Linked DNA regions of Homo sapiens: region 1 is linked to region 2. The links are chromatin loops, found by intact Hi-C in ENCODE. Cell type or tissue: heart left ventricle. All regions are shown on one strand. Links, peaks and the distances in the headings refer to the core of each region. The heading gives the core; the rest is flanking DNA.

Region 1 (4,399 bases), core at 112-4,111, 74 kb after region 2:
TCAAGAAAACGTCCTAGAATTTCAATAGGGGACAAGTGTATTTTGAAAAGCATAGTCAATATTGTAATTCAGTGAAATGAAACTGTATTTTCTTTCTTTTTTATTGGCCACATCTTTATTTTGACATTTTGAGCAACACTGTAGAGAACTGTTATATTGTGTTTTTGTTTTTGCTTCATTATTACAGGAAGACATAAGCTAAGAAATTCTGATGGAGTGATAGGAAAAAGCTGCCCTTTTGTGAGCATATATTACTTTCTAGGTTCTGTGCTAGAATATATTTTATAAATGAACTGCCAGTAACTGGATGAGAAATCTGAGGCTCAGAGGGGCTAATAACTTACCAGAAAATAACCCAGGGTCTCCATGAGGGGATTTGGCAATGGGTCTGTGCTTCAAAGCTGGTGTGCTTCCTGTTGGTAAGTACAGCCATGCCAGGATAGGAAGGCCACCACTCTAATATAATTCCATGAACATTCATATCTAAGACACTGGAAGGATGTACAGTCTATGCTCAAGAAGTAAAACTTATTGGACAAAAAATATAAACTACTACATTAAAAGTAAATTGTGAAATGCTAAATGGATAGGAAAAGTGCTGTTAGAATACAAAGAGTGGGCCGGGTGAGGTGGCTCACTCCTGTAATCCCAGCACTTTGGGAGGCCAAGGCAGGTGGATCACGAGGTCCGGAGATTGAGACCATCCTGGCTAACACAGTGAAACCCAGTCTCTACTATAAATCCCAAAATTAGCTGGGCATGGTGGCACGCGCCTTTACTCACAGCTACTTGGGAGGCTGAGGCAGGAGAATCACTTGAGCCCGGGAAGGTGGAGGTTGCAGTGAGCTGAGATTGCAACACTGCACTCCAGCCTGGGTGACAGAGCGAGACTCCGTCTCAAAAAAAAAAAAGAGTTTAAATCTGGTTTAACTGGTTCAATCTGATCAGAAAATGTATCTCAGAAAAGAAGGTAGCTAAACAAAGCCTTGAAGAGTTGGGCAGTGACTCTTCAGGGAGATGGAATGTGGACCTATGTGGTTTTGTGGAGGGAGGGTGGGACAAGCGTGGTCAGGGAGGACTTGCTTAACACTTAAGGGAGGAGGTCAAACATGAACAGCAGTACAGATACAAGGTTCAATTAGTTTTACCAAAACATGAGACATGGCACTAGAAAAGACAGTGGAAGAGACATTTTTGGAAAGGAAAGAGGAAAGACACTACTCATGGTTGCTGTCCTAATTAAATATCAAACTAATGAAACTGGATTTCTTTCTGAAGAACACAGGGAGCCACCGAAGTGATTTTTTTTCCAGTTTCTGAGGCTGTCCTTCCAGAGCTGGGATTATTAAAGGACACACAGTTTCTCCATGTATCTCCAGCTTTGCTTACATAATCTTACAAAATAATATTGGTTTCTTCACATGTGGCACCCCTTGTCAACACCATCATTTATTTCTGAACTATAAGAAGTTACTTGAATTTCTGGTGGTGTGATATGACACTTGGATTTAGCATGAAAATTAACTGAATCTCGTGTGTGTTTCCTCTTAGGTGGTACTGAGAGTATTTCTAACCCCACGATGTTATCTAGACCCAAATATTTTTCTTCTTTATTTTCTTTATTTGAGATGTGATGGAACCTGCCAATAGAGGTATAAAGATAACACCTATTTGGCCAGATTGGGAATTAGGTGCAAGGGCTAACACCCAATTTTATTTTATTCATTCACAAAGAGGCTCTAGGGCTTTGTCTTTTGTATACCGCTTTATTCTCCATACTCATTGACCTCCTTGGCAGCTCACTAGTCTCTCAATAGGCTATAGGTGTAAAGAACTCCTTCATTAAAAATCACATGAAAACTTTTTTCCCAAGCCTGACCAAGACTTATCAGGATGGAACCAACTGAACAACTTAATAAAGTTTCCTCTTTGAGGAGTGAAGGACTATACAGTTAATTCTTCCTGGAGTGTTCACCACTGTAAAAAGAAAAAAAAAATTATAAAGACAGCAAATGCCAATGAGTACCTACTAAAGGTAAATGATACCAATTCATCCACTGAGAAGCTCATAAAAGGCCGGCCACAGTGGCTCATGCCTGTAATCCCAGAACTTTGGGAGGCCGAGTCAGGCATATCACCTGAGGTCAGGAGTTCAAGACCAGCCTGGCCAACATGGCAAAACCCCATCTCTAATAAAAATACAAAAATTAGCCAGCCATGTTGGCATACACCTGTAATCCCAGCTACGTGGGAGGCTGAGGCAGGAGAATCACTTGAACCCGGGGGGGGCAGAGTTTGCAGTGAGCTGAGATTGCACCACTACACTCCAGCCTGCATGACAGAGCAAGACTCCGGTAAAAAAAAAAAAAAAAAAAAAAAAAAAAAGCAGCAGCAACAGCTCATACAATGATGAAACACATTTTAGGAAAAAAAGAAATGGTTTTCCAGGGAAAACATGTAATATCCTGGGACCAATCTGTTAGACCTTAGACATGCAGAGTCATCATATGCACTCACACATATGCTTCACAACTGTTACTGAAACCAGGAGAGTTATCCTCCCTAGGATCTACCTTGACCCAGAAGGAACCAGCTTGAGGAGGTCAGAAACCAGTGCTGAGTAAAGGGCCATCACTTCTTTACCCCTCCTTCCCCCAGTATTGGGTGTGTGTTTCCCTTCTAGAGGCTTTATTTGGGAGTTCCATGTGGTAGTAAAATATGAAGTCATTAGAAATTCATCAGTGAATGATGGATTTCCTTTGGTTGCACAGCCACTGGGTCTGTCTTCCTGTTCCATGGAAGCACGTAGGCATTTGGACGGCCTATGAATTAGAGAAGAGAGAGGCAGACAGACAGGCAGGCCAGGGAATGCTTATCTAAAAGCAACAGTATGTCAAGATCTCAATATTGAACCCAGAAACTAATTTATGGCAAGCCTAATGTTTTTCAGTAAAAGAACATGTAACAGTTTACCAAATGTGACCACAGTCTTTCTGCCCAGGAGGCCACCAAAGGACCTGAATGTTGCCTCTACAGCCCTTCCCTCAAACAATGCATCCTTGTTCCACAGCCTCCCAGCTGTGACAGCCATGATAAAAATGGAGATTGTTTTTATACTCTATGTGCTGTTTGTACACTGACAGCAGCATGGTTATTCGCCAAATAATCAGAGTATGTTGGCATTTTTATAAATAAAGTGCTTGGGTTTGACAGTAATCTGTGCAAGGAAGACTTGGAGGATGGACAAAAATGTCTTCTTTCCCATGCAGAGGAAAAAAGCCTCCTTGGCTATTTTTCAGCACACTAACATCTCTTCTGACTAAAAGGCAGCCAGGAGCATAGCTATGACATCAGCCCAGCCGAAGCCCAGCTCTCTCCAAAAGGACACAGGGAAGTATTTCTTTCCTCCATGGCTTGCAGGAATGTGTTCCTGGGGCTTCCTGAGTTATACAAGAAGGATTTTATTTCACCAGAGTAGGGGCATGGGGGTGGAGAGGAAAGAGTGAGGAACTAACATTCAGCGAACTCCTATAGTGCTCTGTGCTCACACAGGTTGCTTTGTTTCATCCTCACGATAACCCTGGGAGGTGGGTATTATTGTCCCCAGTTTACTGATGAGGAAACCAAGCACACTCTCGTGTAGTGACCAAGGTGTGTTCACAGAAACCAACGCCTAGAAGTTGTCAGAAGTATAGGGATAGTCAGAGTATGAGAACGGGAGATACACACTTCTCCTTTAAGAAAATCATCTTCATGGCTGGAGGATTTCAAACACACATGCTCTGCTGCATACTTTCACATCTGTCTTGTCAAAAACATTTTTTACAGGTCTTGAAATATTTTTATAGACAATATCTTTCAAAAGTTCATTTAGGAAACTCTCTGGGTAGAGGGAAGATTTAATTATTATTTGACAAAGGAACAAACTGACCTTCTGAGAATTTCGGCAACGTGCCAAAGTCCCAGCTAATGACTAGAAGAAAGGGACTCGGTGCAGATCCTCGGATTCTCCCTCCTCTGGTTCACTGTCTTCCGTGTCACCTTATTCTGTCTCATTACTGAGCATAACAGAAACTTAGAACCAACTTTCCTCCTACAAGTGCAGGAAGAGACTGAGGACAGTGGGCTGGGGCTAATGCCGTTAACGCAGTTTGCCAGGAAGAACTTGTTCTGACAGCTAGAAGATTCAACTCTGGGTACTTTTTACTGAGGGTATTTCCACAGCCTCTTCCCTACCACCCCCCTCCCTTCTCTGCCAACTCCCTCATCTCAGCAAAATCAAATCACACCTGGTACAGATTGAAGTTACCTTGCAAACTGTGGGTCCTACAGTAACAGCTCTTCACACTACTCACAGCTCATATTTTCCAGGCAGCAGAGTACTAAATCTAGGATGATC
Region 2 (4,399 bases), core at 89-4,088:
TTTTTTTTTTGAGACGGAGTCTCACTATGTCACCCAGGCTGGAGTGCGGTGGCACGATCTCAGCTCACTGCAACCTCTGCCTCCCAGGTTCAAGCTATTCTCCTGCCTCCGAGTAGCTGGCACTACAGGCGCGTGCCACCATGCCCAGCTAATTTTTGTATTTTTAGTAGAGACAGGGTTTTACTCTGTTGTCCAGGCTGGTCTGGAACTCCTGACCTCATGATCCGCCCGCCTTGGCCTCCCAAAGTGCTGGATTACAGGTGTGAGCCACTGCGCCTGGCCCACATACAGTTTTTATGTATTTACCTCTCCTCTCATGTATTTGTTCCTTATGTCTGCTGTTCTTTGCTTTAAGCAATATCATTCTATGAAAGACAATGGATTGGGTCTTTATTTGTGTGCCAGCTCCAGGGCCTATGAATAATATTATGAAACATACACCCAATTCTCTGGCAATAGCCTATTATTTAAAGAGATTTTTTTAAGGTATAGACCATTTTTACATATTAGTAAAATATATAATATTATACCATCACAACATATTGGTAAATAACAATTACAACCGTATCTTTATTATTAAACCTTCTGTGTTGCAAAAAACCTCTGAAACTTTTTGTATAACCCTATCATGGAAAAACTACTCACTGTATATAATAATTACTATCATTCAGTATTATTTAAAAACATGAATAAACCTATGAAAAATATAGAATAAAAAGAGATCCTTGTAAAGGAAAAACAAAAAAGCTAACCATCCACCTAATACTTTTTTTTTTCTTTTTTTTTGAGATGGAGTTTCACTCTTGTTGCCCAGGCTGGAGTGTAATGGCACGATATCAGCTCACCACAACCTCCACCTCCCGCGTTCAAGTGATTCTCCTGCTTCAGCCTCCTGAGCAGCTGGGATTACTGGCATGCGCCACCACCCTGGCTAATTTTGTATTTTTAGTAGAGACAGGGTTTCTCCATGTGGGTCAGGCTGGTCTTGAACTCCCGACCTCAGGTGATCTACCCGCCTCGGCCTCCCAAAGTGCTGGGATTACAGGCGTGAGCCACTGTACCAGGCCTCTAATACTTTTATTCAAGGATTAATAAAGCCTTTTAATGCAATGATGTAATTGCATTTCAAGTTTCTTGAAACAATTTCTAAAATTTATAGCAATTTAGACAATAACTATTTATTAAACACTCACTACATGCTTATCCCACAATCCCTAAAATGTGATGGATATGCTGTCATACTTTTGGCACTGAGAAATTTTCTAAAAAATACAATTTTATTGACATATATTTAAACAGAATCTTTGGACATTAAGACTGTCTGCACAAAAATTTCTCTAAATTACTTTGTTAAAAATGTGATAGAATTCAGTTAAACCTGAAATTTGGGTCAATATGATACCAACTAGCTGACTTTTGCCCAGTGAACCTACATAGCTGCTCCATTTCTTCATCTCTAAAATGAGAATTATCATAATACTTATGTCATAGATAGGTTGTGAAGATTAAATAAAATCATGTGTTTAAGTATTTAGGATAGCACCTGGCACAGGGTAAAAACAATATGTTAACTATTTTTATTATGTATGTATTTAGAAGTTTCAAGTAATTCTAAACTTGACAATATTATTAGAATTGCATTACAATTACTTGGGAAAATCACTCCAAACCAATTAATCTGAATCTATGAGGATAATTATAATGTGTAGCTAGAATTGAAAACCTGTGATGAAGATATAGAAATTCAGCAGATTGGTGGCCCCTAAATGATTTGTTTTCGCTACTTCCTTGTGTCCTCCTAAAGCAAAGCTCAACTCAGTGATTTGCAGATAGTAGATGCTTAATCATCAAATAAAATGGAAAACTGCTAAATCTACCTCTTAGTTTGTATTGCACAAATTCTTAGTCTAAGTCTCTATACATGGTATAACATGTTCAGGGATGCATTTCTAGGCACTGTTCTAGGAATACCCTTTTGTTGTCTGTCAATTTGACATCTCTCTATTCATCTCTTCTTTGAGTACTATTCTTTGGGTACTGTTATGGTACCCAAGATTATGTCCTCATATATTAAAGCCCTAACACCCAATGCCTGAGAATATGACCATATTTGGAGATAGGACCTACAAGTATTAGTTAAAATGAGCTGTTATCGTGGGCCATAATCTAATCTGATTAGCGTACTTCTAAGAAGAGAAATGTTGGAAACACAAAGAGACACCAGAGGCATGCATGCTCAGAGGAAAGATCATGTAAGTAGGGCATAGTAAGTAGGTAGAGATCTGCAAGCCAAGGAGAGAGGCCTCAGAAGAAACCAAGCCTGCCAATGCCTTGATCTTAGACTTCTGGGCCCCGGAATTGTAAGGAAATGTATTTCTGTTGCTTAAGTCACTCAGTCTGTGGTACTCTGTTGGGACAGCCCTAGTAAACTATTACAAGTACGTTCATCTCTCCATCCCATTTATAGGCAGGGTTCCAGGCTCTCAATCTCACCCAAATGCCCTACCTTCCAGCATACTCTACAGTATATTGTATTTATTTACATGTCTGATGGCCCACAAAACCGATTTCTTAGGCTAGGAATTATCTAATTTATCTTTGTCTAACCTAGCACCTATCATGTGCTTTGCGTGATTGTTGAACGAGTGGGCGAATGAATGAATGAACCAATAAACACCTAAATGGCTACCAAGTCAAATGAAGGAATAAATGGAAGGGAAGCTACCATAACTGAACCATTTCTGATTGCATCCAAATCATCCCTAGACTTGACATCTAGTGCCACAACCTAGTGCTGCTGATAAATATTCAAAGAAAAAGACAGAACAACACACAATTCTATGATTTCTGGACTGCTATCAACTAAACCTACAAATAGTGTTTGCCTAAGATCTGCAAATCTTCCTTGGCTCCCGGTCCAAGGCAGAGGTATTGTTACTCTAATTCAGGCCAGTTGCATCCTTTCCACTTTGAAGACTGCAAAAGTCTTGCTGAGAGTCGAGAAGTTAGCCTGATAGGGTAGCCAGCTTTTTAAAACATTGATCCTTAAAAAATCTGTTTTTAAATAAAATTTCGTGGTAATCAAATGTGATACAGTCTAGATTGCCTTGATATGGAATTATGGAATTGTTGATGAGCAATAACATTTTGGGCACAATGGCTTAGAACACAGTTTAAAGCCAAATAGAGTTCTAGCATGCCACCCCAGTATTATGGGCATTTTATAGTTACATCACTCATTCATGGTACAAAAATCCAAAAGGTGGCCCTCAGGGGTTACTGGTAATGAAACAACAGAGAATTAAGATGAACCAACCAATTTAAATTTCACACTCTCCTCTGCTATAATTGAAAGGAACCGAGGTTGCAGAAGCTGTTTCAGAATCTTTTTTAAATACAAGGAAACGTTGTGAGCAGACATCTCATTTTTATTGGTACTTACATTCTGCATATGATTAAGCACAAACTTGCAAAGAATTAACCACTCCACCAACCCAATGGATCCGTTCTCAAACTTGCAGGAGGCGGGAGTGTTTGAAAGGGAAATGGGGGCTGGCGACCTGAAGCCCACTCCCTTGGGTCAGTGCATGCTGGGAGGGGAAATGAGCTACAGAGCAGACAATTTTCAGCATCAGTGGTTTTACTTTCTTTACCAGGCCTCACGAAAACACACTGACAAAACAAAGGACACAAAATTAATGACCCATGCATTCTGTCAATTGACTCTTAGTAGCAGTGGCCAGTTCACCTTAATTTTTTTGTTCGCATTGAACATGTAGCCCAAGGCACTGGTTAAGGTTCACTTAAGAATTCTTCAAAGGCATCACTTGGTTTTCATTAATTTGTTAACTGTAACTTCTCCTTTCTGCTGAGGAACCCGCATACCAAGTGAAGACCTTTATGCAAAATGTAGAAACAAAAGGCATATGTTTGACCAACCAGCTTTTCTCTTGTTTCTCGAGCAATCATGTCTCACTCGTTAATATTAGAGAAAATTATACCCATCAGATTTTTCTAGCATGTAAAATATATTTAAACCTTCTCAGAAATTCAAATGTCAACTCTCCGTTATTGTAGGGGAATAAGTAACACTGTAGTTTATTATGTCTGTGAGTAATTATTTCCTAATTATTCCTGTGGTTGTTAACCATGATTTTTGATGAAATTCAATTTGAGTATGCATGAACTATGGCCAACTAACTGAAATTTAAGGATTAACAAAAAAGCAGTATGAATTCAAAAAAAGGTATAAATGGAAATTTGTATTTACATATCTGTACAAAGATTACACCACCCTTAAGATGATGGTAACTTTTTGCATTTAAGTTTTCTTTCACTTTCTGGCCAGCATTTTGAGAATAGAGTAAATGTTTCCACTTGTTCAAAACTCACAAAGAAG

What was found. Hi-C counts contacts between places; a loop is a spot of excess contacts. Peaks named below come from ENCODE experiments on the same cell type or tissue, not always from the same donor. Only the 100,000 strongest peaks of a DNase experiment are listed, where the experiment ranks them.
Region 1: it touches region 2 in a loop (5-fold over the local background); 1 of 110 quality-filtered maps calls a loop at or near these places.

Annotation. Positions count from the first base shown.
Region 1 is chr3:169,320,642-169,325,040 of GRCh38, forward strand. All of the region lies in intron 2 of MECOM (MDS1 and EVI1 complex locus), which reads right to left. Among named protein-coding and RNA genes, the nearest start is that of MECOM-AS1, 130 kb to the right of the region's middle. In heart left ventricle, for the core only: no CTCF peak of the experiment used is centred there; no DNase peak of the experiment used is centred there; H3K4me3 peaks cover 984 bases; H3K27ac peaks cover 1,676 bases.
Region 2 is chr3:169,246,537-169,250,935 of GRCh38, forward strand. The region is part of intron 2 of MECOM (MDS1 and EVI1 complex locus); the gene reads right to left. LOC124909454 (a long non-coding RNA gene) reads left to right here. Exons shown (of 2, transcript XR_007096154.1): 2 at 790-1,110. Among named protein-coding and RNA genes, the nearest start is that of MECOM-AS1, 200 kb to the right of the region's middle. In heart left ventricle, for the core only: no CTCF peak of the experiment used is centred there; no DNase peak of the experiment used is centred there.